2 separate regions of the Homo sapiens genome follow, and region 1 is linked to region 2. A link is an interaction called in ENCODE POLR2A ChIA-PET data of the cell type or tissue named here. Cell type or tissue: MCF 10A. All regions are shown on one strand. Each heading gives the region's core, and the rest is flanking DNA. Links, peaks and the distances in the headings are about the cores only.

Evidence for each region. Peaks named below come from ENCODE experiments on the same cell type or tissue, not always from the same donor. Only the 100,000 strongest peaks of a DNase experiment are listed, where the experiment ranks them.
Region 1: POLR2A ChIA-PET joins it to region 2 with 17 read pairs; 9 of 35 experiments call an interaction of 5 or more read pairs at or near these places.

What each region holds. Positions count from the first base shown.
Region 1 is chr11:96,181,453-96,197,556 of GRCh38, reverse strand. All of the region lies in intron 1 of MAML2 (mastermind like transcriptional coactivator 2), which reads left to right. Among named protein-coding and RNA genes, the nearest start is that of MIR1260B, 150 kb to the left of the region's middle. RefSeq lists enhancers at 9,638-9,697, 15,749-16,104. In MCF 10A, for the core only: no CTCF peak of the experiment used is centred there; DNase peaks (open chromatin) are centred at 9,146 and 9,606.
Region 2 is chr11:96,232,945-96,249,048 of GRCh38, reverse strand. The region is part of intron 1 of MAML2 (mastermind like transcriptional coactivator 2); the gene reads left to right. Among named protein-coding and RNA genes, the nearest start is that of MIR1260B, 100 kb to the left of the region's middle. RefSeq lists an enhancer at 5,353-5,502. In MCF 10A, for the core only: no CTCF peak of the experiment used is centred there; no DNase peak of the experiment used is centred there.

The DNA of each region.
Region 1 (16,104 bases), core at 8,555-11,054, 52 kb after region 2:
CGAGAAATGAGAAATGGAAAACAAATAAGAGATTTTCTTTTGCCCTAGTCCCCCTTATATTTTTTCTGGAGTGGCAGGATTGAAGCATGTGAAACAATTGCTTCTCTGGCTACTTGGATTGCCTCCCAGCCCCCAAAGAGTCAGAGCAACTGTTACAGTGGAATTTGAAATACTAGCTATGTTAATGGAGGTCAGTATTACTAAGGCTGGATTTACAGCTACAAAAAAGTGACCCAGATTTATTTTCTATTACTCAAAATTAGTTATGTCGAAGGAGGAGCAAGGGGCTTCTTGGTCTATAGACTATTGCTAATGTGTCTCTGGACATAAATCTTCTTTGGTTTTCATTATCTATTCTGGAGAAAGCAATGGTGACTCTGAGTAAGTGGGGCAGCAATTCAGGTCTTTACCACACCACATGCAGCATTTGTACAGGAGTAGCTTTGGCCTCCCAGACCTTAGTGACCTGGGCAGGCCACCCATCTCTGCCTTTTCTTGGAGTGATTTTTACAGGCACAGAGTAAACTCCTGCCCTCAAATACCTACTGCCATTTGCTTCCTGATGCTTAACATTCCACATTTATAGAAAAGGCCTCAAATATAAGGACCACAATAATAACACGTGATTTAAATTCACATAGAGATGTACTGGCTCCTATTGAAAAAAAAAAAAAAAAGCCGAGGGTGGTTGGGGGAGAACCATTGGACTATAGAAGGTATAGGTGGGGAGAACAAAAAAAGAATGGTTTGAAACAGAAAAGACTATGAATTCTAAGCAGGCTGAAAAGATAGAGAATAAAATACATTTAATTTATAATTTTGCTTAGCCTTATTTACCCTAGACATTACAGACAGAAGTGATTTCTTGTTTAGGGTTTAAGGGGCAGCCGAGAAGTAATACAGACCTAAGGAGTGAACCTCCTGCTACCAGCATGGGGAGGGGGCATCCCCTGTTATTCACTAGAGCTACTGTGGTATTCTCCAGCCTGGTATTGCCCGTAAATGGGCAAGACACACAGCTTTGCATTTGCATTATTTCTGATTGACTTCAATGGTCAATCCCTGCATGTGATTTTTTTACACGTCTCCTTTTCTGTATCCACGGATCATCAGAAAGTCGATATCCAGGAAAACAAGATAGCATTTCCCCAAGAGGAGGGGTTTTATGTTCATGCAGCCCAAAACAGTGGTCACTTTGAAAAAGGTTTTTTAAGCCGAGTCCTTGTCTGAAGCTGACTGAAAATGACAAACCTTTCCTAAAATGAAAATCACCGAAGCAACTGGGATGAACTATTTATCTTCCTGATCACTGCAAGGAAACACACGAACAATGATCTCATTGTATCCTCCATTTTGATTTTTAAAGGCATGCATTCACTAATAATGTGTGTAGAAAACATTAATTAACAATAGTCACTTTTACTTACATTTACTCTCTAACAATGTAATTGTTAGTTTACTTTTTTAAATGTTCAGTTTCTTCATCTTTGTTGCAGATATGTATCTATGCAAGGAAATGATACATTTTAAAATGTATAGATAATCAGAGAGGTTTAATTCTCTTGACATATACAATAACAGTGTTTCAATTCTATAAACACAACCCACTGGTACTATTAACCTACTTGCTTTAGGGATTAAGGGAGAGAGAGAACATTAACTCTTTTGTGACTTACTGTAAATCAGCACGAGAGGAAAAAATGGTGGAACATGTCGTTTTTGCTACATGGATAGTAGTTTGGTAGTCACAGTATAATTTTCTCATAAACTGCTAATAGCCCATTTGCAAGTAAACAGATCTGGCCCTTGCCTTTTGACCAAGTCTAAAAGACTTTACAATTATATGCACACAGGTCGTCCATTCTATGGAGGTATAAGTCCTAGTTGGTTACCTGGTGCAAGTTTCACCTTGCTTCTTTTGGATCATAGTATATCATGCCTCACTCTTTTTCTGCTTTCTGCCTGTATGTTTCGTAGCAGAGATTGAGTCAATATTTTCTTGGTGAAACAGACACCCAGAAGGCACAGAGAATTTATATTTAGTTTTCTGAGTTTTTGAACTGATGAAAGAATCACATTTGTCTTCCTCTGTATTTTTCTGGATGGATGAAGAACTCTGCAATCCCTGGGTTCTTGATGGAAGTTCTTCCTCTGAGCTTTCCTCCTTCAGCCACTTATCCCCTTTGGGTGCTCTTGGGAAAATATTCTTACCCCACACTGAAGCTCCCCAGTACTATCAAGCAGTGAATTTAGGTGTTCCTGTAAACATGGGTAAAATCTAGGAGAGCACTGTGGCTTAATGTGTAGATTCATAGGGCTTTGCAGAGAGTGACACTGTTTTTCTTTTCTTTTCTTTTCTTTTTAATTTGAATGCATGAATATTCAGTAGGATGACTTGTGGTTCTATCAGAGGTCAAGTCAATAGGAGAAAGAAAGCCTATGACTGAGGTAAAATGTGAAGTAGAAAGACTTGGTTTATATAACTTAGATGTCTATACTGTTCAAAATGCTTAGCTCTTCTAATTTCATTTGCCCTCATAGACACAGTCAGAAAAACAAGTTCAAGATGTGAATATTTTTAATCTGTTTTCCAAGCATATGTATCAAAGAATGGTATCTATTGTCATTAAGAATTTTTAAGCCTTTCATTCTAAATATAAAGCCTCACCTATTTGACAGTGTTCCTTTAAATGTCAGAGAAGCTGGAGAGGTTGAGGGGCAGGGAGGGATCATGAATTGAACCTCAGAAGGATTTTAATGCTTTCCCTTCGGTGGTGCCTTTTCTTCCTGAGAATAAAGAAAGGGAAAGGAGCCAGTGGACTCAGCCCTATAGCAACATTTTTCCCCAAGGAATTTTGTATTTAGTTCTTGTGCCTTTGGCTAATAAAGAAGAGGCACATTTAGCTCCTGTGAACAAAAGAAGGCAACATTTCAAAATGTGGTTATTTTGCTTGTAGATTTTCTAGATTTTATCTCATCCAACTCAGGTTGTAAACTAAAGAGAATAAATTATTTAATCCAACAAATTTATTCTTTCCCTGCAGTAAACTGTTTTGCATAAAGGAGGCTTGTTTTTTGCTCAGACAAAATGAAACAGGAAATTATCTAGCAGATTCAAACAGAGGAGAGAGTCACTCTACAAAATTTGAGCCCCTAGCTACTTCCTTTTCCAAATTATCTGGAGAGTTCTCTAAACACTCACCTTTACTTTATTCATATGTAAGCTTCAACTATGTATACACAGTATTGCCAGTTCAGACACTGGGACTGAAGTGACCCATTAATTGAATAGCCCGACCTGTCTAGTTAATCACCACTTCCCACTCCCCAGACTGCCCACCCCAGCCTCCAGTTCAATTGACCATTTGTTTGCATGAATGTATTGAACTGACCACCTGGCCAGCTATTAGAGTCTCGGCCTTTCTTTTATTTCTGCAACTATAATTTTTTGTTTCTTATTTTGAGGCCAGTTCTAGATCGTTTACCATTTGACGGATAGGCCTATGCTTTGTCTCATTGAGTTCCACTTAGACAAACAGTAAGAAGGACATAAAAAGGATGCTTGGATCTTGATAGTAGGAGATTGGGATCCTCTCCACTCTGGGCACTCTCCCCTCTGCAGACACTGCTACAGTGAGAAGTAAAAAGGAACAAAGAAAAGAGAAATGAACCATATGGTGGTAGAATTTGTCAGCTACTTTTGATATGTTTCTTAAGATGCAGGTCAAAGTAGTATACACAGACATTTAAAAATAAGGAGACTGTTTGGCTAAAGTAAATGGATAAGTCAAATATGTGTTTCTTGCATTTCATAAGAAAAAGGATAAAAACTAAAGAAAAATAAAGCATCTTGCTCTTCAAAGAAAAAATTCCTTTTTTTTTGTTACACGGGAGAGCACTTCATTTGAAATTGGTAAATATATTGCTGATTTGCATATGTTCCAGAAAATACAATTTGTCTTTTTGAATCACACAGAATTCACTGTTTTATTACTGTGTCTTCTTATTTCTGGAGCTAAAGATGTTATACAGATAGGATAGCTCACTAAAATCTATCAGCATATCTTTAACGTAGTGTTCTGCCAAGTAGAGATTGCAAACTGATCAAACTGATAGTGTCTTTCTAGCTGTGGAAACACAATGCCACACAATTTCTATTCCCCAGACACATTTTTTTTTGTTGTTGTTGAAATGGAGTCTCGCCCTGTCGCCCAGGCTGGAGTGCAATGGCATGACCTCAACTCACTGCAACCTCCGCCTCCCGGGTTCAAATGATTCTCCTGTCTCAGCCTCCTGAGTAGCTGGGATTACAGGGGCACCCACCACTATGCCCAGCTAATTTTTGTATTTTTAGTAGAGATGGGGTTTCACCATATTGGTCAGGCTTGTCTCAAACTCCTGACCTTGTGATCCGCCCACCTCAGCCTCCCAAAGTGCTGGGATTATAGGCCTGAGCCACCGCACCCGGCCCCAACACCATACTTTAATCAGTGGAAGATGGCAAGAGCCAGAGAATGAATAAAATGTTTCCTGAACCACTTATTTGGGTATTAATCGTACACCCACAATGTGATTCCTAGAGTTCACAGTCTAATAAATTATTTTAAGGCATACGCTCCACCAGAATTTTGATTTTAAAATAGTTCAATTCTGCTGCACACAAAGGCAGTGTCAGATAGCTTGCACGAAGCAAACCAGGTAAATCTCCATGATTCACGGTCACTAGGCAATGTCTAGTTGCAGTTGATCATTCATGCTGGCATATGTCCCAAAGATAGGGCATCCTAAGTATAGATAACCGGCCTGCCCTTAATAAGACTGGAAGGCAGTCTTATTCTGCCTCCAGATAATTTGAAGACTGAGAGTAGTTAGAAGGCGTCATTCCAAGGAATGCTAGCATATAGACAAATTTCTTCCTGATCTTTTGAAAACAATTATCTTCAAACAGTTTGACTGTGCTAGCAAGACTTAAGATGGAAGACAGGGACATGATTATAAAATATCAAAATTCCTCATCATAGATCACCTCCATTTTTCTTAGAATCATAGATTCTTATGATTGGAAGCATCCTTGGAAGTCTTTGTACATTTAAGAAATCTGTGTCCCAGTGATATTAACTCCTGACCTAGCATTCTGCACCTGATGGGCTCCTTCTTCCTGGGACACAATTTAGGGAAACAGACCTGTCACAGTGACGTTCCTTGTTATGAAGGATCACAGCTGGGAATTCTAAGAACTTGGTCTTGGAGAGCTAGCAAGTGTTGCATGCACCTTTTCTCAAAAGTGAGAGCAAATCGCATTCTTCCCAGAAACCACATGATTCCCTAACTGCCCATCCAACCCACCATGTTTTAGTGCCCCAGGTTCCCAGCCCTGTTTTCCAGCCAGCCTCGACCCTCGGCTTTGCAGAAAGCTCACCCTCACTTGACTTCAAAGCCTCTACTTTCCTCCTTTAGACTCTGCTTATCCATGAGATGGGAAACTGCAGACGTGTAACCTTCACATAGTTAGGATTTGTGGGAAAATACCTTGTATACTACCCAGTTGGAAAGCGTTCATTGCGGGAATTCCTGCCAGAACAGCCCAATCCAGTGGCCTTCCAGCTGGATTTCAACACTGTCACTGACAGAACTCACATGATGATCCATTTCCTGAGTCTCTTCTCTTACAACTCCATGTGTTGGTCCTAGACAAGAACTTGGGTCTACATCCAGTTAGCTGAACCTCCTTTCACATAGTAGAATTTCAACTAATTCCATTCTTTTGTGGTTTTTTTTTTTTTTTTGAGACAGAGTTTCGCTCTGTTGCCAGGCTGGAGTGTAGTGGTGTGATCTCGGCTCACTGCAAGCTCCGCCTCCTGGGATCACGCCTTTCTCCTGCCTCAGCTTCCCGAGTAGCTGAGACTACCGGCGCCCGCCACCATGCCCGGCTAATTTTTTATATTTTTAGTAGACGAGGTTTCACCGTGTTAGCAAGGATGGTCTCCATCTCTTGACCTCGTGATCCAGCCACCTCAGCCTCCCAAAGTGCTGGGATTACGGGCTGAGCCACCGCTCCCGGCCCTTTTTTTTTTTATTATTGTTATTTTTTTGAGACGGATTCTCGCTCTGTCGCCCAGGCTGGAGTGCAGTGGTGTGGTCTCGGCTCACTTGCAAGCTCTGTCTCCCGAGTTCAAGCGATTCTTCTGCCTCAGCCTCCTGAGTAGCTGGGACTACAGGCATGCGCCACCACACCCAGCTAATTTTTGTATTTTTAGTAGAGATGGGGTTTCACCGTGTTGGTCAGGATTGTCTCAATCTCTTGACCTTGTGATCCACCCGCTTCAGCCTCCCAAAGTGCTGGGATTACAGTCGTGAGCCACTGCGCCCGGCCTAGTTCCATTCTTATGCTTCCCCTTTGATGACTCCTCTACTACCTAAAAATCCTCACTTCTTTGCATCTTTCTTACATAATAGTAGTTTAGACTCTTTCTGCATCTATAGCCTGGTATTTCCTCTGAACAGGTATCAGTTTGGCAATCCTCCTTCTAAAAGGGGGTACACAAAACTGAATGCTATGTTGCCAATATGGTGTGACAAGAAGAGATTAGAGAAAGACTAACCTTATAAATGCAACCTCAGATTACATTAATTGTTTTGGCAGCTACATTGATTGACTAGTATTGAAATTACTGTCAGCTAAAACTCCCTGTACCCCATTGTCTCTTTCACAATAGGCCCTCAGTAAAAATTTGATAACTTGAGTTACATTAAATGTTTTTACACATGAGACCCCCTGCTAGATCACTTCTCTCCAATTCTGCTCATTTTGTACAACTGATATTTTATGTCCATGAAGAGGGATTTACATTTATCCCCGTTAAATGTCATCTCTTTAGGGCTGGCTCATAGTTTCAGTTTGTTGAGATCATTTCTATCCTGATTGTTACCCCAAATATTTTTATTGGCCCCAGTTCCAGGTAATTGATAAATTTATTCTGCATGCGTTCATAAATTTCACTAAGTCATCAACACAAAGTCTTCTGTAAGACTGGGAGACATCAGCTCCCTGCCTTACCATAAGTGACCTGTGGTTTGTCATTCTTTCATGGATTGGCTGTAGATATGGATGTATAACTCATTACAAATCCATCTAAAAGAGGTGGCTAGTAACATCATGGATTCTGTGGGCCAGTAAACCTTGATTTCAAAATTTCATTCTTCCCCTCATTAACCTTCCCTGGGACAAGTTCATTAAACTTTCTCATGAACAGATCCCCTCATCTGCAACAGTACTTCCTTTCTAGGGCTGTTGGGTGGATTAAATGAGGTAATGCCTAAGAAGTCTGGATCAGTGCCTAACACATGTATATCCACCATCAATCTCTCCCCAAAAACCTCACCTCACATCAAATGTCCACATTTTGTATACTAGGATATTGCAGACTCCATGTTCATCACTAAAACTAAAAATTCAGTGCTCTATTAACATGTCTTCATCCATGTTGGCTTTTAAAGTTTCCTCTTAACAAATTTTCAGTGTGAAATCATTCCTTGAAAAAGGGAGTAAAAAAATAGGAATTAAGATTTTTTTTATCTTTGTGTCATCTAGTGACACCTACTTTTAACTTCAGCCATATACAATCCTAGATTCTTTGGCTCTGAACTTTAGAAGAAAAATTCTTTTAGTCCTCTTCAATATTTTAGAATAATAAATTAAGCCAACTGAATAAAAATATAAGTATCCCAGTTCCAGTTTTTAAAGCTATTTCCTCTTGTGATGGATTCTTTTCTGAATGAAGAATTAGCTTCCCACAGATGTTCCTGAATATTTCAGCAAGGACACCTACAATCAGATCTAAACAACCAAAACAAAATGCCCAACAAACAAAGTAGCAAGTAGATTTCACATTCTAATAGCTTATGTTGTATGTCCACAGAATGAATATAATGAAACATGACATGAATGAGTAAATCTGTCAGAAGAAAAACAGATTTGCTGTTGCAAATTAACTAGTAGTGCTGCAGTTTCAAAGCTGTAGATTTTCAGTTACCTGAAATTAGTCATAGTGGTAAGAGACTACTTTTCTTTCTAGTCTATCCCGCAATAGTGTTTAAGCTTATTTCAGGTATTTCAAATGGAGAATTCAAAGCATCCACTTTAAATGAGTCTTAAAAGTCTATTCTCTTCTAGGAGTAACTATTGGTATGTAAAAACACTACATTAATACATAAAGATTTCCTAGGAAGTAAATTATAAGCACGAAACTTGTGCCATACAAAATGGCTACTTGTTTAAAAAATTGTTCAGAGAAGTCAGATTAGGTCCTATTGGCTATAATTGGATAATGGAAATCCATTTTATATGCATTACCAAACTCTCATCAAATCATACCTCAAGGCACCAAGAGGCAAATCACCTCTTGTATTAAACTAGATATGGCCGGTGAATAATGGGTGCAGAGGTGGTCATTTCCATGAGTGGAACCAGATATAGAAAAAAAAAAACAAAACAGTTTCTAGCATTGAGCTAGAAGCTTCTCTTTACTAATAAGATGTGACTGAATTCCAGGAATATTTGTTCAGTTAAAAGAGTAATGGTTTCTCCTCAGTGGCTCTTTGGACATTTGAAATCTTTTGCTTATTTGTTTAGCAGAATTTTTTTTTTAATGTTGAACAAATGCACAGCAGCTTTGGTGGTGCTCTGACCAGCCCCATAGAATGCTGCCTCAAAAGTTTTTCCTGTGACACTTCCTTTCAGAGATGTTTCACATGTGCTTTTTTCCTTCTGCCCACACTCTGTGTTCACCACCAACTTTCCATTGTCAGTCCCCTCCCACACACAATTTCACTCTCTCATACACTCCCTGAATCTTACAGCAGCTCAAACTACCACTCACGTTTTCATTACATTATGGGAAAGGAAAAAAAAAAACTGACTTCCTCAAAAAGGACATAAAGTTCATTTTTTAAAGGACTTAACGTTTTCAAAAAGATTTTCTTTTGTAAGATCTCCTCATTCCTGCCTGTTGTACTTGCCATAATAGGGACATACAGGCTTTCTCTTTGCTTGTGGGACCCCCAAGCCATTTTTCTCTGTTGACTGGTTTTCTCATCAGAAGTTCTTAATTATGAGTCAATAAAATAATACTCTACAGTCACAGCCCCAGGGAAGGGAAGGATTGCTTAAGTATCTAGGTTATTCAGGGAAGGATGGGGGTAGAGAGAGATGTGTTGGCTTTCCATTTTCTATTCAAGCAAAAGCAGTTTTAAAATCTGAAATTAGAAAGGTTATAGGAACTGCTTAAATCAGACTTTCATGTCTGTGTTATAAGCTTCCAACTTGGGAAAGCTTAAGAAAAAGAAACCTAAGGTTTCAAACATGTGCTTGTTTCAAAGCACAAACTTGGCGACTTCTCACATTGCTTTCACTAAACCTAAGAGTTCTCATACAAGTGAGGTCTGTTTTCATCACTTTCCAGCAAAGATTAAATAGCAGGGTGCTGTAGTGATGATTCTGGTTACTGAGATTTCATTGCCAAGTCAGAAACATCAGAGGGACAACTCCATTTAACCATAGGCCAAAGATACCTCTGCCACATGAAGGCCAGGCCAAATGCCAGCCGAATGAATCAGTATGCACAGTGCTGGAGTCAGAAGCAGACACCTCTTCTGGAGTGCTTAGTCCATAGACTGGAGTGAAAAATATCAGAGCAGAGGAGAAGAACAGTAATAGGTGGACATTCCTAAACACGACAGTTATTTAAAACTTTTTTTTTTTTTTTGAGACAGAGTTTCACTCTGTCGCCAGGCTGGAGTGCAGTGGCACGATCTCGGCTCACTGCAACCTCTGCCTCCCTGGTTCAAGCGATTCTCCTGCCTCAGCCTCCCGAGTAGCTGGGGTTCCAGTCACATGCCACCATGCCCAGCTAATTTTTGTATTTTTACTAGAGATGTTGGCCAAGATGGTCTCCATCTTCTGACCTTGTGATCCACCACCCTCGGCCTCCCAAAGTGCTGGCATTACAGGCGTGAGCCACCGCACCCGGCCTGTTTAAAACTTCTTACTCACTTTGGATAAATGATGCTGGGAGTTCAAGCATTTACTTCCAAGACAACCTGGGATAGGATCAGCAGTGATTCCTTAAGTGAAGCTACGTTTATACCTCAATTCTTTTGTTTATTCATTCATCTGTTTAAAATAAAATATTTCTAGAATACCTACTAAGTGTCAAGAAAATACCAAATATATTTCTTTTGGCATCTAGGTAATGAGTTAATTTGAAAGTCTGAGAAAACCAGCAATCTGGAATAACAGTGGCTTTTATTAATCATCTGCTATGTGCCACATTTTATATGTTATCTCATTTAGCTATCACACTTAGCTTCTAAAAAAGATGGGGAGAAAGTATCCAAATGAATGTGCAGAGACAACTTGATTCACAGAGGTAAGAAAGACCCCTCAGACACCCACTGAAGATACTGGGAATTTCAAATAAGGTTAAAGGTACATTACTCAGGGCACCAGGAATGTTCAAAAAATGGACCACAGTTCAGTAGCAAGGAAGCCTCTAGGCACTATTCACATTTGTTTGAGTCACAATTTTAAAATGAGTGAAACTTGTGTCTTTGAATTCAGTATCATTTACCAAATCATACTGTGCTTGTGATATTTGTGCATATGGTAGCCTCTGTGTAAAAAGCTTCTCTCTATGAGATACACTGGCTAATAGTTGTTAAGGGGCCCGGCTCTAAAGCCAGGGGCTATTGGGTTCAAACTGCCACTCTAACACTCACCTACTATGTAGCCTTGAGAAAGTGATTTCAAGCTCTCTCTATCGGTTTCTCATCTGTAAAATGAGGATAATGCTACTTCCTACATAGTGGAGTTGTGAAAATAAAATGCATGTGAGTTACTTAACATAGTAGCCAACATTCACAAAATAATTATCATTGCATCTGCCCCTCTTTTCATCACATTTTTTTTTGAGACGGATTCTCACTCTTGTTGCCCAGGCTGGAGTGCAATGGCACAATCTCAGCTCACCGCAACCTCCACCTCCCGGGTTCAAGAGATTCTCCTGTCTCAGCCTCCTGAGTAGCTGGGATTATAGGCATGCACCACCACGCTTGGCTAATTTTGTATTTTTAGTAGAGACAAGGTTTCTCCATGTTGGTCAGGCTGATCTCAAACTCCCGACCTCAGGTGATCCGCCCACCGTGGCCTCCCAAAGTGCTGGGATTACAGGCGTGAGCCACTGCACCCGGCCTTCATCCCACTTTTATAGTACACTTTTGTGTATCTGTTCTTTCTAGGGACTCAAAAAAGTACTTTGATTCTCCTGTGATTTGATAGGCAATTTGTAAAAGCTAATATTTAATTCATTTAGGAGCAAAACCTAATTATGCTTTATTGCTGTATAATTTCCTCTAGTGTGCAGGTATGTGATGCAGCTTATTAAAGTAAGAAAGTAAACTATGCTGTCTATCAGAATGGGAGAATTTGTGGGTTCTATACACTTGGGGTCCTCAAACTGTAAGGTGTAAATAAATCCTAGGTCTCGTTAAAATGCAGATTCTGACCCAGTAGGTCTGGGGAGGGGCTGGGAGTCTGTATTTGAAAGGTGCTTTCTGTTGGTACCTATGCTGTGGATCTGTGCACCACGCATTGATGCTATACATATTACATTAAACTGTGCCTCATCTGGATTGTGGCACAAGGTAAAATAGATGCAGGCTATCAAGGCTGAGAAAAATGTATAAAAACAAAGACCAGAAGACTGGAGGGCCCAAAAGAGGTGATGCATACACAAGGTTCTAAAGCCCAAGTCTGGACTCCATATGCACATTCAAATTTGAGGAACACTGAGCAGTAACATGCAAATCACCTGAGAATCTTGCTTAATCAGCTTCTCATTCAGCAGGTCTGGGGGAGAGGCTGAGAGTCAGCATTTCTTGCAAGTTCCCAGGTGATGCCAGTCTGCGGCCCACATGTTCATCTAGACCCCAAACTAGTAGCAATGTGTGTGGACAAGGCTGGGTAACAGGCATGAACAATCCTCCAGTCATGAGTAATTTCCTTGAGAGCAGTTGTTTTCTGTGGAAGACCCAGCGCTCAGCCTCCATGAACATGGTCGAGCCTCCCTGGAAAACACTGCCCTCCTATGCTAGCACCTGTGAAAACATATTGGAAACAGGCTATAAAGAGAGAAAAACCTACAGTGTGACACCTGGTCAGCCCACAGCTGTGCAACTGAGAGAAAGCAGACTGGTTTTAACACTTCACTGCTCCTTTTCTAGAAAGGCAGTTCCACCAAAGTCCTGTTATTTCTGACAACTGCGTGTAACCAAAAGTCCCTGAGGTGGTTGTAACACAGATGGAGTTTTGTCCTGAGTTTTGTCACTACGATAAGGAGCTCCACTGAGAGCAGCTCAGCCTCGGTGGACCATTTCTCACTCATACATCTCATAGATTTCTTTAAATCAGAGCACTCAAAGTCTTTATGTAGTGGATTTTGGGTGCCAATTGGATGAATAAAATCTAAACAGTATGAGGAAGGAACTCTTAAGTTTCTTCATTTCTTCCTATGATAGTTCTTCTGAGAGGGAGAAAAATCACAAACCCTCCCCAAATGACTTAGTGCCCAAGAGCGAATCCTAGACAAATTTAAAAAACATTTTTTGGGCTGGGCGCAGTGGCTCACGCCTGTAATCCCAGCACTTTGGGAGGCCGAGGTCTCACTTTTGGATCACGAGGTCAGGAGGTCGAGAACATCCTGGCTAACACGGTGAAACCCCGTCTCTACTAAGAATACAAAAAATTAGACAGGTGTGGCGGTGGGCGCCTGTAGTCCCAGCTCCTCGAGAGGCTGAGGCAGGAGAATGGCGTGAACCTGGGAGGCGGAGCTAGCAGTGAGCCCAGACAGCGCCACCGCACTCCAGCCTGGGAAACAGAGTGAGACTCATCTCAAAAAAAAAAAAAAAAAGTAAAATGACTATATTCAGAGTTGCTTGCATTCCATTTGGAATTTGAATAATCCATAGGCTCTGAATTATAAAGGGTTGAAATCGCCACCTTTACCATTGTTCATGCATTATTTTTATTTATTTATTTATTTATTTATTTATTTATTTATTTGAGATGGAGTCTCGCTCTGTCACCCAGGCTGGAGTGCAGTGGCATGATCTCGGCTCACTGAAACTTCTGCCTCCTGGGTTCAAGTGATTCTCCTGCCTCAGCCTCCTGAGTAGCTGGGATTACAGGTATGTGCCACCACGCCCACTAATTTTTACGTTTTTAGTAGAGACAGGGTTTCACCATGATGGTCAGGCTGGTCTCGAACTCCTGACCTCGTGATCTGCCCACCTCAGCATCCCAAAGTGCTGGGATTACAGGCGTGAGCCGCCGTGCCCAGCTTTATGCGTTTTTTTCTAATGTTGCTTTTTAGGGCTTTGCTTGGCCTGACCCAGTGACAAGAGATGTAGTGCTGCCCGGGAGTACCATCCTCAAAGGACAGAACTGAGTGCATAATCTCTCCCTGTTCAGTAGAGTGCAAATGCAAACTTTTGGCCTCCACATATTTGAGGTAGCTTTTCCATAGTTGGTCCAAAACAAACCTGCAGATTTATTTCTGAGTCCCACATCTAATTCTAGTAAATGTACTGGGTATGCTCATTTCAATTAGATAATATATTAGTAAAAAGTTCAGTAGGAAGGTAGGAAAAGCATGCTTATTAGGTTATAGAAATAGAGAAAAACAGTCATGTAAAAATGCAAAGTTGGGAGTATGTGGAACTCTGTAATTTCTTCACAATTTTGCAGTAAACCTAAGACTGCTCTGAAACATAAAGTAATAATAAAAGAAATGGGCTGGGTGTGGTGGCTTATGCTTATAATCCTAGCACTTTGGGAGGCTGAGGCGGGAGGATCATTTGAGCTCAGGAGTTTGAGACCAGTCTGGGCAACACAGGGAGATCCCCCTGTTGCTACAAAGATTTGAAAAAAAAAAAAATCTAGCTGGGTGTGGTGGCATGTGCCTGTGGTCCCAGTTATCAGGAGGCTGAGGTGAGAGGGATTACTTGTGCCCAGGAGGTCAAGGCTGCAGTGAGCTGTGATTGTGCCACTGTACTCCAGCCCTGGCAACAGAGAGAGAACCCTTGTCTCAAAAGAAAGGGGGGGGGGGGAGGAACGGAGGAAGGGAAGGAGGAAGGAAGAGAGAAAGAGAGGAAGAAAAAAGAAATAAAAAATCTAAAATTCATGACTTTGGAAAATATAAGCAAATATGCTGAATATAGAACATGTATAGACATGATGTTCAAGGCCAGGTGCAGTGACTCGTGCCTGTAATCCCAGCGCGTTGGGAGGCCGAGGCGGGTGGATCACTTGAGGTGAGGAGTTCAAAACCAGCCTGGCCAACATGATGTAACCCTGTCTCTACTAAAAATACAAAAAATTAGCCAGGCGTCGTGGTACACGCCTGTAGTCCCAGCTACTTGGGAGGCTGAGGCAGGAGAATCACTTGAACCTGGGAGGCAGAGGTTGCAGTGAGCTGAGATCATGCCACTGCACTCCAGCCTGGTGACAGAGCAAGACTCTGTCTCAAAAAAAAAAAAAAAAAAAGAAAAGAAAGGATGTCCAAGAAGAAGAGCTTCCAAAAGTTTTCTATTGCTACATCATAATTAACGGGTATGATAGCGACAACAAAAAAAAACTCTGTTCCTCTAGTGGATGGTAAGGAGATCTCCATCCCATTCCTTCTCCAGCGAGAGCAAACATCTTGACAAGGAGCATGTTGAAATGAAAAGAACAATTTGCTTAGAGTGAGACCTGAGTTTGAATCTCAGGTATGCCCTCTTACTAGCTGTGTGGACTTGTGCAAGCTACTTAACTACTTTGATCTTAAACTTTCTCATCTATAAAACAGTAATAAGGACATACACATGATGGCATTATTATGGGGATTAAATAAAATATTGTTAATGAAAACACTAGCCAGTCTGTGCTTAGCTAATGTTTGTTGAATTTAACCTGCTTCTAGTAGCAATACCCTGCCTTTGTGCTTTAATTCTACATCTAGTAGCAATACCCTGCTTTTGTAGTTTAATTCTATGATGAGGGAAATCATGTCAATCAGATGAGAGGTCAATTTGTGGGGAAGGAAACCAGGGAAGACATGAAACCTGTTGGTACATAGGCAAGTGCCTAGCGATCTGCCTGATACACAGTAAGCCCTAAATAGATATTTGTTGAATGCGTAAGGCTCTGGACTAGGAGTACCTAAAATTTCATATAGTTGGTTGTTTTTATCCTCAGACCCATTGTTTCGATATTTGTAGAACATTACATTTTCCAAAGTGCTTTTATACCTATTTAACAAAGCAAACAAACCAAAACCTGGGAGGCAGGTAAGGCAGACCTTATATTCAATTTTATAGAAATTAAAACGGAGGCACGCAGAGAATCACACAAGAAACTTCAGCAAAGGAGTAGGACTAAAGCTCAGGTCTTTGAATTTACAATCCATTTTCCACCACGTCTTTTGAAAATTAGTTTGTCTTTTTTCCTCATACCTACTGCAAATGAAAAAGTAATTCTAACATTTAAGGGAGCCAAGATGAGACATAAAACTGAGTTTAGGAAATTTACAATAAAAGGGAAGATTTTCGCTGAATTAGATAGTGGTTGTGATATTATATAAAGAAAAAAATGGCTGAGGACAAATGTAGAAAAGAATTGATCAGTGATCGTGCATTTCACTAAAGCGTTCTATTGCTTTAGTGAAGCATACTCAGTATCTTCAGTATCAGTAGAAAAGATACTCAGTATCTTTTCAGTTTGGGATATGATGGTCACTGATGGCCATCAGCATTCATTGCCCAGTGTGTGAGGCCACTATGGATGAGTGTTGACTATTAATGACCATTCTTCTATATGATGTCAGCTCTCCTTGACACTTGGCCAAAAGCTGTAATTTTTTTGCATCTTAGGAGCTTATTCTCAACGTTGTAAAGACTTGAAGGGGGTGGGAGGGCAAGGAGAAAAGAAAGTAAAGGAAGATTTTCCTATTAATAGAAAGTTTTTTGGTTATTAATATAGTTGCACAAAGTATACTGCTGATGTTTGCA
Region 2 (16,104 bases), core at 8,488-10,987:
CAATCAGTGGTGTCCTGGTAAACTGGCTCTCTGAAAAGCAGTGACAACAGCAAAATCCTGATTTGTAGTGTTTACTAAATTTCCCTGTGGAAATATTCCCATCATAGTCAATTTCCAGCTACAAACAGTTTAACAACCAGCTTGCAAAGTTCTTGAATATTTAACAATTAGCTTCTGCTAGTTGCGCCACACACCACCTTAACAGGAGCCATTTTGTAGGAGTGGTGGAGATTGGAGTAGATCCATAAGAAATGAAATGAGAATTGGAGACAGTGAGTACAGACATTTTTAAGGAGTTCTAGTATAAAGAAATAAGGTGGGAACTGAACTATGACATGTAGTCAAGATTTTTTTTTGTATTTTTAAAATAAAAAATACAGTGGCATGTTTGTATGCAGATGAGAATGATCCAATTAGAGGGGGAAATCAATGAAAAAGGAGAAAGCAGGGAGAATTGCTGGGGTGAAGTCCCTGGGTGGGAAAGAGGAGGGGGTTCTAATGCATAGGGAGAGGGTAGTTTCATCTCCAGTAACAGTGTAGTAATAGCAGAGAATAAAAGTAGCCCTGTCCAATTAAGTGTAATGTGAGCCACAAAGACAATGTAAATTTTCTAGTAGCCACATTAAAAAGTAAAACACGCCAGGCATGGTGGCTCACACCTGTAATCTCAGCACTTTGGGAGGCCAAGGTGGATGGATCACTTGAGGTCAGGAGTTGGAGACTAGTCTGGCCAAAATGATGAAACCCCGCCTCTACTAAAAATACAAAATTAGCCAGGCATGGTGGCAGGTGCCTGTAGTCCCAGCTACCCGGGAGGCTGAGGTAGGAGAATCGCTTGAACCTAGGAGATGGAGGCTGCAGTGAGCGGAGATCATGCCACTGCACTCTGTTGCCTGGGCAACAGAGCCAGACTGTCTCAAAAAAAAAAAAAAAAAGTAAAAAAACAGGTGAAGTTAATTTTAATGATTTCATTTAACCCAATATGTACAAATTATTATTAAAATATGTAGTGAATATAAAACCATTAATGGGAAAATTTAATTTTCAAAATCCAGTACATTTTACACTAACAGCACATTTCAGTTTGAACTAGCCAGTTTTCAAGTATTCAACAGTAGGGACTATCATATTGGTGAAGGTGGGTATACATATCAGTTAAGTGGTCAGATGTGTTGGTGGAAGGTTGTTGGTGTGCTGATTGTTTCTATTTTCTCAGTGAAATAGGAATCAAGTTCATCCAGCAACTGGGAGTAAGAATTGGGAAGAAGGTGCTGGAGGTTTAGAAGAGAGAGGAAAAGGTGTGAAGTAGTCATGTAGGAGAATGAAAGAGTTAATGGAACCAGAAGAATGTGCTAGAATGGGTATAGCACCATTGGCCCATTTGAGGTTAGTGGTCCAGAATTTCCAGTGAGACTAACGATGCTGAGTTTGTTTTTCTTCACCATCTTCTGCCTAGCAGGGACAGGGGCAGGGGCAGTGGCAGTGGGCGTCTGCAAAGTGGACAAAGTTGTATTTAAACAGGGTAAAATTGATTGGAAAGCAGATGCCAATCTATCATTCTGGTAAAAAATGCTAAATTTTTCCCATAGGAAGTTTGACCTTTTTCTTTCTGATCTAGGCTTTATGCTTGTGGGTTGGGGTGGGGATATAAGATGTTAAGCAAGAGTGTGTGGGAACTTGAAAGCATAGTGACATTTTTTCGTCCACTGAACTGCTATCTCAGAATTCTTAGCAAATTCTCCAAACTGTTTCTCTAGAGTCACTTAACTGAGCTGTCTGTGCCCTCTTTCCTTAGAGGTGATCAAACTATTTCTGAAGGTTTACTTATTTTTTTTTTGCATGGTCTGAATCTGATATATACTTGTCAAGACTAAATGTGTGTGTTGAGCTGACTCCATATTTGAGGCTAGAAAGACATTAATGAGGGCTCTCTGTTCTCTGCTTGTAACCTGAAGCTGCCAGTCAACAGAATGAATCAGACAGTTTCCAGCAACACACTAAGGTCCTTATGTAAGGAGGATCACACGCAATTTTTGTCTGCAGAATTCCTCTCTGTATAATTATTCTTTTGATCATGCCACACATGAAAAGAAAGGCAACTGGAGTATGAATTATGTCCTTGTTTCACTTGGCATTAACAATAGAGACAGGGTGAGGAGACTGTGAGAACTACTGGTCTGAGGGAGGTGGTTCTCCATTCGTAATTGACAAATGCTGTGTGTGTCCACAACGGTTTCCTCAGAGCCAACCTCAAACTGTATATATTACATTGAACAGTCAACATGGGTAACTACAATCCTGGGTATGATACTGCAGTAAGTGCAGCCTGAACTGTCTCTACTGTGCATGTGGGAACAGTTCATTGTTTGTCACCAAATAATTCAGACATTTGACTCCATTCATACTTTGACTGAAACAATGCAGGAGTCTTCTCACTGGTTTTATACTAAAGAGATTGAGCACTTAATCTGTAGTGTACCTGAAATGGCTTTCAGAATTATCAGTTTACAAACAGAGTTTTTGGATATGTTGAGGAGGTAGATCGCATGCCATCTCCTCTCTGACGCCCTCCTTGACACCCCAGGCAGAAGCAATCACTGTGCTTGATGATGCCTTGTGCTTCCATAGCATTTTGTATGTAGTTCAACCATGTCCCCGAACATGAAATCCCTTTCAGAACTTCAGGGATTTGCATATGATGTTCTTTTGCCTTTTCTACTTATAAACACCTCCTTATACTTCAGAATCCAAAAAATGCCTGTTGAAGGGATGAATGATATGCTCTGTAGAGGAAATGACTTTCCCTGAGTTAATCACTCTTTCTTATGAGTCTCAACAAACTTTCTTATGAGTCCCTATGCTTCATTTTTGTCACTTATCCAGTTCTTAGGATGTATTTACCTGTTGGTCTCTTTCACAAGTCTGTAACTCTTTCCAGCATAGGGACCATGTTTCATGTTGCTTTGTGTCCCCAGTGCCTAGCATAGTACCTAGCACATGATAAGCCTCCACGTTTTTGTTGAATGTGAAATATAAAGAATTAAGCAGCTGGGCACAGTGGCTCACACCTGTAATCCCAGCACTTTGGGAGGTCGAGGGGGGCAGATCACGAGGTCAGGAGTTCGAAACCAGGCTGACCAACATGGTGAAACCCCGTCTCTACTAAAAATACAAAAATTAGCCAGATGTGGTGGCGCACACCTGTAATCCCAGCTACTCAGGAGGCTGAGGCAGGAGAATTGCTTGAACCCCGGAGGCAGAGGTTGCAGTGAGCCGAGATCGCACCGCTGCACTCCAGCCTGGGCAACAGAGTGAGACTCTGTCTAAAAAAAAAAAAAAAAAATTAGGTATGGGTGTGATTCAGGTGAACATAGAAATAGCTTGAGTTAGGGCACAATTTCATAGCCATACAAATTCATATTGAAGCAAGTCAGCAAACGTGGTGCATTTCAGATGAAACCTCAACGTGAAGATATATCAGTTTTAGACCAAAGCAGAAGTTTATATAAAGGATATAAGCTTTTGCCCTGTATACTCAGGAATTAAACTAAAAAGAAATCTACAAATTCATTTATAGATTATTTCAATTTGAGGCCTATAGATATGTGAGAAAGGTTTCTTTAAGGTTTAATGACCAAGTTCCATGTGAGCTCTTACTTGGGAAACAAAATTCTCACATGGCATTAATATACTATAAATTGTGATTTATCAAAACATTCTCATATCCTATCTAGGGTGAAATTTAATATTGCCAATAAACTTTCCACTCGAAAAAAGTGGTAAAAGTGTGCATGCTAAGCATGTTTTGTTTTGGAAAAAAAAAAAAAAAAAAAGAAGGATGACTGTTCGGAAGGCACTTTCCTGAAGGCTCCCTGAATTAATTTTTGCAAATTATTTGGAAAATTCAAAGAAAAATTGTCTTTTGAGAGATACACTGAGTATTATATTTTGTATGTCAGAGGAGTATTGAATTTCTTGTTGATATCAGTTGCATTGGCTTTTTTGGTTTTGCTTGTATTATTCATTGTTTCTACAGTTCAGTATGGATGTATAATCTCACATCTAACATCTGACATTTTAAGATACAGCATGTTCCTTTTGTTTCAGGTGGACAAAATAGATCCTTTTTTTAAGTATTTTGTGCACATCTTATGACTGTGTCTTTCCAAATAATACACATTTCATGTTGGATGGCATGGGTGTGTGGGTGATTGGATGCATGGATGGACAGACAGACGGATAGATGGATGAATGGGTGGATGGTTGAATAGTGTGTGATTGCTCTGAGAGTCCAGGTGCTGGGTTCAAGTCACAGCTTTGTTAACTCACTCCCTGGCCTATAGCAAATGAATGATACAAACCTCTGTTTCTTCAATGTAATCATAGTTCTGTAGAGTCGTAGGGGTGAAATGAAATAATGCATGTAAAGAACTTTGTGTTATAATTGGCACATAGTGCTCAGAAATGTTAGCTATTATTAATATAATAAAACAATAATCGATATATATGGCTATAACCATATAAACCATTTTTAATTTAAGGATGAATAATTACAACGTGTAGATATCATGAATGCATTGATTGTAATACACTTCAGAATACCAGTAATTTTCTAATCATTAGAGTTTAAGCTCTTCTATCCATATATTAGAAGTGTAACAACCACAAGCTTCCTTATCTACTTATAGAATTGCAAGCATAGCTTACATATGAAAACGTTCTTACACGTCATAATAGGGCAGCCAGTTGTATTAAGCACCTTGTCTTATTAAGATACCATTGTTGTGTGCAGTCAAATGTTTGTAGTTTCTTGGTAAGTGCCCTTAAGGCAGATGTCTTACCCTCCAGGGAGACACTGAGGCTCTCAAAAGGGGTAATAATATTTCAAAACATCTGGAACACGGTTTGAGCCATTAGGCCGCACAGCCCCAAGTTTTTATTAATTTGTACTCCAGACTTCACTAGAGGAAAAAGCAGCACGATTTTTAGGCGAAGGAATAAGCCACTTGAGGTCCGCCTCTGAATCAGTTTCACAAAGAAAAGTCCATCAGTGCAGAGGAAGGCCAGCGGACCTGAGTACCTATGTCGTGGTTAAAGAAGGATGACTGGGCCGGGCGCGGTGGCTCACGCCAGTAATCCCAGCACTTTGGGAGGCCAAGATGGGCGGATCACGACAAACCATCCTGACTAACACGGTGAAACCCTTTCTCTACTAAAAATACAAAAAATTAGCCAGGCGTGGTGGCGTGCGCCTGTAGTCCCAGCTACTCGGAAGGCTGAGGCAGGAGAATGGCATGAACCTGGGAGGCGGAGCTTGCAGTGAGACAACATCGCGCCACTGCACTCCAGCCTGGGCGACAAAGCGAGACTCCGTCTCAAAAAAAAAAAAAAAAGAAAAAGAAGGATGACTGTTCAGAAGGCACTTTCAGCTTTTCTCATAGTTTTAACATGTGGGTCTTCCTTCTTGGAGGTATGGGAAAAACAGTCTAAGCCTGATGAGAAAAGGCTGTGGATTTCTCAGGTGATGGCTCTCGCGAGGTCTGAGCCGCGCGGCTGGGGTCTGGCTCCGCGCGTGCCTGGACACGCACAGATTGTTTTGAACTTGAGCAACGCCTCCTGCTAGCTTTCCACCCGATTTCTGTCTGTTCAGAGCTGGCCTCCTCTAGCAGGAAGTGCCTGCCGTTTAAGGAGTGCAGGCAATTCCCGACAGCCAACCCCGCCTCCCCCGCCTCCTTGCTCTGCTTCCTTCTCATTGGTCTGGAGGCCGGCCGGGCCTTATCCTCGCATTTTTAAAATGTCTTCTTTTGTCAGCTTGAGGTTTTCCAGAATTTAAAAGCGGAAAGGAAGAGAGAAGGACAAGGAAGCTATAAAAGACACATTAAATAAACTCTACTGGGAACAAGTGTGTGTGTGTGTAAGAGAGAATGTAACTTTTGCAAGGGAAGTTGGTAGATTGCTTATTATTTTAACAAAGAGGGGGTGTGTGTGTATGTGTATGTGTGTGTGTGTGTGTCCCTGAACTGGAGAAGCAGATGTTTAAAGGAGGCAGCAGGAAGCAGTTCTGACAAATGAAAGGATTTTTGATTGAATTCATGAGCTAAAGTTTCCTGCCAGTAATGCATTCAACCCTAGGCTACATAAAAGAAAAACCTATATAATTGAGGTTTAATTGCTTAACTTTTAAACATGCAACCAGAACAGGCAAGTGTAGCTTCCACAGGTAAACCTAAGTGATGCTGTAAGCTGATTTGGGGTTATTATTTATTGGCACTTCATAAAATTATGATCCTTTCCCCTTTATCATGCTCCTGCTTTTTCAGTGCTTGAGTGCCAGAGTCTATCCCTTATTGTCTGTGTAAGTTAAAATCCTTGGTGCACACTTTTTTTTTCTCTTTAAGCTGTTTCGTGAGCAGGTGCAGATGGCTTTCATGAACTGAGCCAAATGAAATGCTCTGTTTCAGCCTGCAGAAACTAAAGTTTTTAAAAACGGAACAACTGTTTTGTGCTGTACCTATAATTCAACTGGAAAATGTTTTCCCCCTTTTATGATGAAAACTGCCATCTCTGTTTCTCTTACTGAATCTGGTTTATTTACAGCCTTAAGGAAATCTTGTCACTAAAATCCACCCTCACCACTCCTCCAGTATTTTTCAGTCTGATGATTTCACAACCAGAGCCATTGCAAAATAAGAGTACATGGGCATTTTTTTAAAATCCCTAGTGATTTTTATGAAGTTTTTTCCTGTCTTGTTTCTCATTGTATAATTAAGTAAACAGTTTCAGGAATACTCAAAACATTGAGAGTGCTCTACCTTTTCATAAATATAATATGAAATAAATCACTTTATTCATCAAGGGTTTTAATTTTAAACCAAGCAACAGAAAGAGGGGCATCCACTTGGTTTGGTGCTTGCATTGTTGAATCCTCTTGAGAAACAAAGTAAAAAAGTGAATTAACTTCCTTGGATCATAGAAAGCTCTAGTGGCCATGGTTGTGATGAACCTTAGCTTTCTGCTCCAATCACACTTGCATGGGCTCTCATGCAAAGATATATAACAAGTAACCATAACCCAAAGCTGTAATTTTGCTAATTTGCTGAACCCTGAACTGAATAAAACCCAAATATTAATGTTGTAACTGAAGCAAAATATGTTCAAAAATAGACCAAACAAACTAATTCAAACCAGAACGATACTTAGATATTTTCTAAAATGATTGAACAGAGCAAAACTAGAATTTCGAAAACTTCCACAAGTCTAACCTAAAACAAACCAAGGGCCCATTGGTTTGCATCGTTTTATGAGAGCCCAGCAGGAAGTGGAGGACTTAAATTCTCCTCCTCTGTTGACTTCCGCAATCAACACTGTCCCAGGGACACTCACTCTGGCAACAAATGTTCACAGGCAATACCTGTTATGTTGACAGAGAAGCCAATAGGGCAAGGTTTCTTACCCGTGGCACTATTTTCTTTCTGGACTAAGTCCTTTTTGTATGGGGCTGTCCTGTGCATTATAAGATATTTACCAGCATCTCTGGCCTCTACCCACTAGGTGCCAGTAGACCCCTCCCTCCAGTTACAAAAGTTAAAAATATCTCCAGACATTGCCAAATGTCTCCTGGGGGGCCAAATCACCCCCTGTCAAGGACCACTGCAATAGGGGAATAGTCGTCAGCCTCCCACATTGTTTCAAAAGGATTTTTTAGTAGATGTTGGAAAGAGAAGCTGTGCACTGATCTTCCCAGAAGGACCACCTAGTAGGAAATAAAAGCCAGTCTCAAAGTCCTCATTTCAGAGTTGGTTTCTCTGCTAAAGCACTAAATCTTTGATGCTGAGAAGACAATGTATGGTACTACTGTGTGGCAGAACTAGTGAAAATACTGTAAGTTGTTGAAGACATTTGTAAATATATACTATAATAAAAACTCTACCTCACAACAGCCGATGGTGTTGGTGATCAAAAAATAATTGCAGAATCTTCTGATGACACTTCAATTGCTGTTTATCTTCATATTCTGGAAAAATAGCAGAAGAAATAGTTCAACCTATTAGTCTAGTAGTGTTTCTAGTTCACAGCATAGGGAGATGCTGTTTGATCCAGACTGCCTACATACCCTACAGGGAATTATTATATATTTGAGTGCTATTTCAGGAGAATTAGACATCTTAATTATAACTTTTTTAAGTTTGTGTGTATATAGTATATGCTTCTGAAATGAAATTTATAGTTATTCCGTACTTCAATGAGACTTTTCATTTTTATATACTGTAATAGTACCTTTCTGCTGGCAGTTTTCATTTAGTAGGAAGACTAATTTGTACATCAGAGAATTATTTGGAACAGTGGGTCTTGCCAAGATTATAATGTGGTAATTGCATTTAAAATTGAGCTGTGCCAATGCATTGCAAAAATAATAATAAGCCCACTAAATATATAACACTGACACAGACAGTTCATCAGCTTTCTTTTTTTTTTTTTTTTTTTTTTTTTTGAGACGGAGTCTCGCTCTGTCGCCCAGGCCGGACTGCGGACTGCAGTGGCGCAATCTCGGCTCACTGCAAGCTCTGCCTCCCGGGGTTCACGCCATTCTCCTGCCTCAGCCTCCCGAGTAGCTGGGACTACAGGCGCCCGCCACCGCGCCCGGCTAATTTTTTGTATTTTTAGTAGAGACGGGGTTTCACCTTGTTAGCCAGGATGGTCTCGATCTCCTGACCTCGTGATCCACCCGCCTCGGCCTCCCAAAGTGCTGGGATTACAGGCGTGACATCAGCTTTCTTAATATGGAAAAAACAAACCAAATTTTCTATTTTTTGTATGTCAGGAAAAACCTGGAGAAAGAATAATCACAGTATAAAATTGAACAGCTAATTGAGTTTTTGAAATGGTTTATTTTAATGGTGATTTAGCATTCTAAGACACAGACCCTTAGCTTTTGTTTAGCTTTTGTCTTTGAATGTAGCTTCTAAATTGAAGTGCTGTAATAGCCACAAAGAAAAAAGTTATTAGTTAATATATTCTCATAGACTGTAACTGATGATGATGCCTATGAAGCCTATAAGAAAAATTCCCTTAATCTCAATGATCTCTACAGCCACCCTATTCAGAATCAATTGTTTCCCTAATTTGCCAATGGGAATAGTCCAGCTCAGAAATGTTAAGAAGACATGGACAGGTCACCACAACTGTGTCATAGTGGCTGGGAGAAAGGGGTCAGGGGGTGAAGAATACTAACAAATGTTTGAGAACTTACTAATATACCTACATTATTGACCAACATTCATTCTACTCTGGGACATGACCACCACTGCTGCTCTATGACATGGGTGCTATTATTCTATGTCCTAATGATACAATAGACTCCAAATGGAAACTCCAAGTGGACAGTTAGTAAATGGTAGCCCCCAAATTTGAAACCAAGGTTTCTTTCTACTTTTTTTTTTCTTGATTCGCCTGTACTTTGAATTCAAAAACATAAACTCAAGATACATCAATTCACAGTAATTTAGAAACTCTGAATCATGAAAAAAGCATAATCACATTCCAGCCTCAGTTTTTAGGACAACTCAAACTCTGAACATTCTTGATTTCGTCCTAGGAATCTGCCTTTACTCTGAAATTGACGAAAATAGCCATAGGCTTTCTATCAGTCTCTTCTAAGCTTCCTGAGAGAAGTGCTGGTATTGGCAGGTACAGCCTCCAATAGGGGTCAACAGCTATTCACTTCCGTCTCTTCTACTGCCATCACTCAAGGAAGGAAAGAAAAGCCACCTCAGTGGGCTGGAACCTAGAGCTTTTTCTGTCTCCTCCCAAGTATTAAATCATTCAAACCTAACACTATATAACAGCCATTTAGAGAACAGCACCACATTTACTTTATGGCAGCCAGAAGGATTGGGATCTGTTGTATCATCATGTTAAAGTTTAGGAAAGTGAGTATTTAATGGACCAATTCTGACTTTAAAATGTTAGTGTGATTCCCATCTTTGGTTGCAGCTGTAGTTGTTTCAACCTGTCTTTTCCCTAGCTGGCAAGCTTGTGCCTAATCTTAGGTTCAATCCTGGTGTCACAGCTTGCTTATTACTTGGACTTTGGCCAGAATACCTCTTCATTTTCTATTTTCTCCACAGACTTCTGAAACCCAAAGTGGCTACTTACTCCTTTGGACACTGATCCTTCAACAAATCCCTTTTTAAATTCTCTCTTGCTTAGTTCTGTTTCTCCAAGAAGCTTCCATCAACTATATTTCATCAGTGACTCAATAATGTTCTACCCCATTTTGTAAACACATTATTTATCTGACAAGCTCTGTTCATACCAGACACTTGAATAAGCTCACATGCCTCTACATAGCTCTTCTAGTAATTTCTGGCTCATTAAACCTTAGTAAACCCACTTCTACATATCATATCAATAAAGGAAGTTTTGTCTGCAGCGATAATAGCTACAATGGGATCAAACTTTGGAAAAAAGTTATCGATCCAGGAGCTAAACCTAAATGTCATTGTGAGGGAGTTTGCAAAGTGAAAACCATAGCAATCATGGGAATGCTGCAGTAGAGACAGCAAAGTTTGGACTCACAGCAGAAATTTCATTCAAAATTGGGTTCTTTTTCTCTGGTCTCACAAATTATTTCCAGAGGTTAGCCACTTAAGGAAAAATAAATCTTGTCTCACTTGCAAGTAAAGAATGTGTTATTTGACTTGAAACATAACACAGATACACCTTGGCTCAGTTTTGTTTTGTGTCTGATGAGCTTAATATTGCTCTCCTCCTTTATACAAGCCCTTCACTGATTTCATATGTGAGGTGTCCTAGCATGAAATGCTTAAATCAGACTCTGTAATAGTGTAAATGGCAGTTTTATTGTCTCTTCCATATTAATGAAACCCCCAACTAAACAACTAAAGCTCTGTACTAATTGCTTGTCCTGAGAGCTGGGTATTTCAGGTCTAATTCTCTTTAGAACACCAGCTGGCATAGAGTATACAAAAGCTCCTTTGGTTACTTTAACCACTTAAGTACTAATTTGGTGGCACGGAAAGCATTAGACTTTGTCCATACAGGCAGAACAAAGCAGAATATTGAGCAATTTTTCAAATTTTATCAATGTAGTAAGTCAGCTCAGTTGATGTTTCTAGTTAAAACAGATGCTTGAGTTGTCAGGATGCATTCAAACAAAGTGTTTGTTAAAATAAACATTAGCTTAGCAGATTCCTTTCATTGCATCACATTCTAAACAATGAGCAAGGTGTAAACTCTGGAAATCTGTGAGCCTTGAAGAAAGTAGGCGTGCATAAAAGATTATGTAGTTTTCCGAATGTGTTGTATCCACAGCCAGATTCAATACACGACAATTACATATTACATTAATGAATAAAAGTTTGGTCTGCAGTTGCCTGTGACACAACTATCAAATCTTTCAAGCAATGTGAAAGCTGCTATAGATTGAAAAATAAATATTTTTTGGATGTCCACTATGTGCCTAACAGTTTGTTTAGATATTATGGAAACACAGCTTCACTTATCGGGAGGTGACAATTTAATTGGAGTTAGAAAATCAACTCCTGTGAAACAATTATAAAGAAGAAATGAAATGTATTATGTGGTACAGGCTATTAGAGCCAAGGATAATAAGGTGTTAATTGTGCGATAGGCAGTAAGTCTCAAAGGAGTTAAGGAAGGTAGAGATCAACATGGGCTGAGGTCATCCAGGAAGACTTTCAAAACAAACCAACAATTTTTATAAGCCCCTTCTATGTTCAAAGCTTTGTGAGGGCGAGAGAGAAGTGTGATCACAGAGATGGGACTTAAGCAGGATCTGAGAGGATGAGAAGAATACTGACTGGCCAAGAAGAGAAGGTAAATTACTATAAAATACAGAACTCGGGGAGGGGACCGGACAAGGGAGAACCATAGCTACAATAATCAGCTTAACATTGCAGTTCTTCCTTTGAAACTGCTTAGACTGATGCAGATATGCCAGCTTAGATTTTTTAATCCATTTTGGCTCATGCTTGGTCTGCAAAATATTAGCATCCAGTTCAGAGGTTTCTCTGTCAGAAAGAGAAAAGCAGACAGTGCTGTTCTTTGGGATTTTGGAAGATGATCTAGCAGAAATGATAGATGGCACTCACTAGCATCTTTTTCTTGCAAAGAAAAGCACTTATTGAAAACAAAGCTGCCAGCCAAACTATATAATATGTGGTAAAGGCAGAGAGCTCAGTATACCATAGATATTTACTAAGAAGACAGTAACCAAGCTCTGAATGTTATCTGTAGGGTTGATAACATCCAGATATCAATGTTATTATCAACCCTCCAGATTGATGACATATAACAATGTTATATGTTAATATATATTCTCTTTGGGTTTTATAAAAACTCTCAAGCGGCTTCATTTGATAGACTCTCCTTTCTGTTTTAAAATCTAACATTTTAAAGTGAGTACGCATTCATGGTGCTTTCTAAATTCCACGTATGCATATTTCTATTCAAAGTCTCCTACTATGGAGACTAAGAACGAATGATTTCTGGCTCAGAGACTCAAAGATACCCCAAAATACCTTTATTTTCCAGGCAGAAAGAATGTGGGAAAAAAATGTTTATTTGAAAGATACAGACTTTCGGGTTTTAAAATAATAGTTATTAGAACTGAGGTCTAGTGCATTTTCTGATCTCTATTTAAAGCTCCGTAGGTGATTTTGTTTTTAAGATAACATAATATCTCAAATCTTTTATTCTGTCAAGTAGCAATTGCAAAAGATTCTTTGCTGTTGTGAAGATTTTGGAAGAGAGGAGACAATTCTTGCTATACTATCATTTCTTTAATTTGGCAGCTTTATGTCATATGTCTAGAAAGAAGTTGTGTAATGCTGCATATGCCAGTGGCACAGAAGTTTTTGACAGTGAGCAGCCCCATTTCTATTGAAAAAAGAAAGTTTCGCCTTTGTCATGAATTCAAAGTGCTCCTTCAGTGGGATGACTCCTGTCATTTCCCTCAGGGTCCCAGAGCGACAGAGGAGGTAGAGCACTCACTTACCAAAACATGACAGAAAAGAGCATTCATCTCTGGCACAAGTGATGCAATGCATTTCTTGGGAAGGGGGTGCAGTGGGCAGATGTGCTGCCTTGTCTAAAACAGATTTTACTGCTGTTTATAGTTCTCTCTCCAGCTCTAACCCGCAGCTTTCTGGTATGACTGTGATACAGCAGCAAGGGGTTTTACTCGGTACTGAATGCTTGAAATAATGTGAAGTGTTTCAGTGTAAAACCCTGGTTTACATTGAAAAAGAAAGTGTACATCTTACAAAAAGAAAGATGCCTTTTTTAATTGATTTGGATTCCTTTTAAAAATAAACTCCTTTTAAAAATTGAGAGGTCTCAATCCCCTTAGAACACAGACATTTAAAGAGAATTAATAAGGAATAGATGATCACCAGGGCCAGCCCTCCTTACTTTACAAATAAGAAACCAAACCTGAGGAAAGTAATTACTGGCCCAAAGTCACATAGAAGTTTACTGGCAGGATGGAGTGAGTCTAAAATCAAGGTCTCCTGACTTTCAGTTCAAAAGAATAATAGAAGAGGGAAATCATTCCTCTAGATCAGGGGTCAGCAAACTTGTTCTATTAAGAGCCAGAGGGTACATATTTTAGGCTTTGTGGACCATATGACTATTGGCAGCTACTCAACTACTCAGCTCTGTCCTTGGAGCCCAAAAGCAGCCATAGACAATACATAAACAAAAGAGTGTGTCTATGTTCCAATAAAACTTTATTTACAAAAACAGCCTGCAGGCCAGATTTGGCCCTTGAGTCATAGTTTGCTGATGTTTGCTCTGGATCTAAAGGAGAAAATAAGCATGGAAGTCTCGTTGGGAGCTTCTTTATGAGCCACATCCCAAACTTGGTCTGTTATGGAGAATGTCAATTTTTCATAGGTCCAGAGGGTGCTATTAATTAGCTAAAATTGCTCTGACTCAGGCAAAACTGACTCTTTTTATAGCCTTCTTGAGAAAAGGTTGTTTATGAGAATTTCAAAGTATTGAAGAGTCATTTTTCAGGATTGTCTTTGTGTCACCATTGTTCCACTTAAATGTGAAAGATTTATGTTTCTATATTCCTTTTAGAAGTTGAATGCATTCACAACAGGGTGTTCCATTATCAGTGTTAGATATTGTTCACTTATCTCTTAAAAAATTTAAGTACGTATCTTTTTTTCAGAAACACAATTCCAGAGTTGTGGCTTAACAGAAGTTAAAAAATGGAAATGAAGTTAAGTTTTCCTGAAAGGCAACCATATTTGTACAGCAAAATTCCTCTTGGACCATAAAGAAAGCTTGAAGGTGTTTTTTAATTTTGCAAGTATGTGCATGCATATGTGTGCTTGTGTGTGTGTGAGAAAGATAGAGATACAGATAGAAAAAGAGACAGACAGAAAGAGAGGGAGAGACATCTCTGGGAGTGAGTCAAATGGAATACCTACATTGGTGACTGAGTGTCCTGGAATTAAAATCTGCTATCCCATTTTTAAAATGTATGTATGTGTTTATTTATTTATTTATTTTTTGAGATGGAGTTTTGCTATTGTTTCCCAGGCTGGAGTGCAATGGCGTGATCTCGGCTCACTGCAACCTCCGCCTCCCGGGTTCAAGTGATTCTCCTGCCTCCTCCTCCCAAGTAGCTGGGATTACAGGCATGTGCCACCACACCTGGCTAATTTTGTATTTTTAGTAGAGACATGGTTCCTCCACGTTGGTCAGGCTGGTCTCGAACTCCTGACCTTAGGTGACCCGCCCGCCTTGGCTTCCCAAAGTGCTGGGATTACAGGTGTGAGCCACCATGCCTGGCTCTGTTATCCCATTTTAACTGCTTGGTGTGTTCAATGTCTCAAGGTATATTGGAGTTAGATCAGCGTACCCTCACTTGGGCACACATACAGGGTTCTGCTATTCCATATGCATAAATGTTTGAAAAGTGATCCTTTAGGAAGTATATTGTTTTTGCCAGTCTTAATCCAGAAGCAAGACTTAAATATAGGATGGAAAGACATAGGATGGAGACAGTGCTGACTGAGGCAAGAAATGGAGAGAGGGCTGGATTTCTAATTTTGGAGGCCCACCTGGCCACCACTTCTTCTGAGCAGGTGCAGACTACTTCTTCGCTTCTTCTGTTTCATCTCTTCCTCTTGTTCTTCTTCATTCACTTCACTCCTTTTTCTAACACTGAATACCAACTACACGGCAGGTGAAAGAGGTGATGTATCACAACTGGCCTAGGAGAAAATCATTTTGTTTTCTATTTCCTTCATCTCCCATATGCCAAGGTATTATAAAGAATGGGGGTCAGGCATGGTAGCTTATGCCTGTAATCCCAGCACTTTAGGAGGCAGAGGCAGGAAGATAGCTTGAAACTAGGAGTTTGAGACCAGCCTGGGCAGCACAGCAAGACCCCTGTCTCTACAAAAAATTTAAAAATTAGCTGGATGTGGTGGTGTACACCTATTGTCCTAGCTACTAAGGTGGCTGAGGCAGGAGGATCGATTGAGCCTAGGAGGTTAAGCCTGCAGTAAGCTATGATTGCACCACTACACTCCAGCCTGGGTAACAAGAGTAAGACACTGTATCTTAAATTAAGAAAAAAAAAAAAAGAATTTAAGAGTAGGGAAAACACATGAATGTCTGTTTTTTTTCCTGACATAAATGTTGCATTTTTAAAGATAATACTTTTATCTATCTGTGAAGATTGTTTTTTAGAGTGAATGAAAGAAAAATTATTTAAAAGTTTCTTTTACTAGGAATTATTTAGTAAAGCCTCCTTTCCTGTGGTCATGTTAGTCTCTAGAACAAATCCAGTATCAGTATAATAAATAATTTATTGTACTCTAGCACTCAAACTTGCTTTTCTATTGGTGACAGATATTGTTTTTTCTTTGTTTGCTTTAGAAGTTTGTGTAAATGTTTTCATTGCATTAGTGACAGCTTTAAAAAATTGGTCTTAAGAGCAAATAATTAGAGTGTTAATATCCTTCTCTCAAACTAGACACATGATAGGATATTGGGATTCATTTTATTTTATTTTGTTTTACTCATGCTCACAGATCAGGG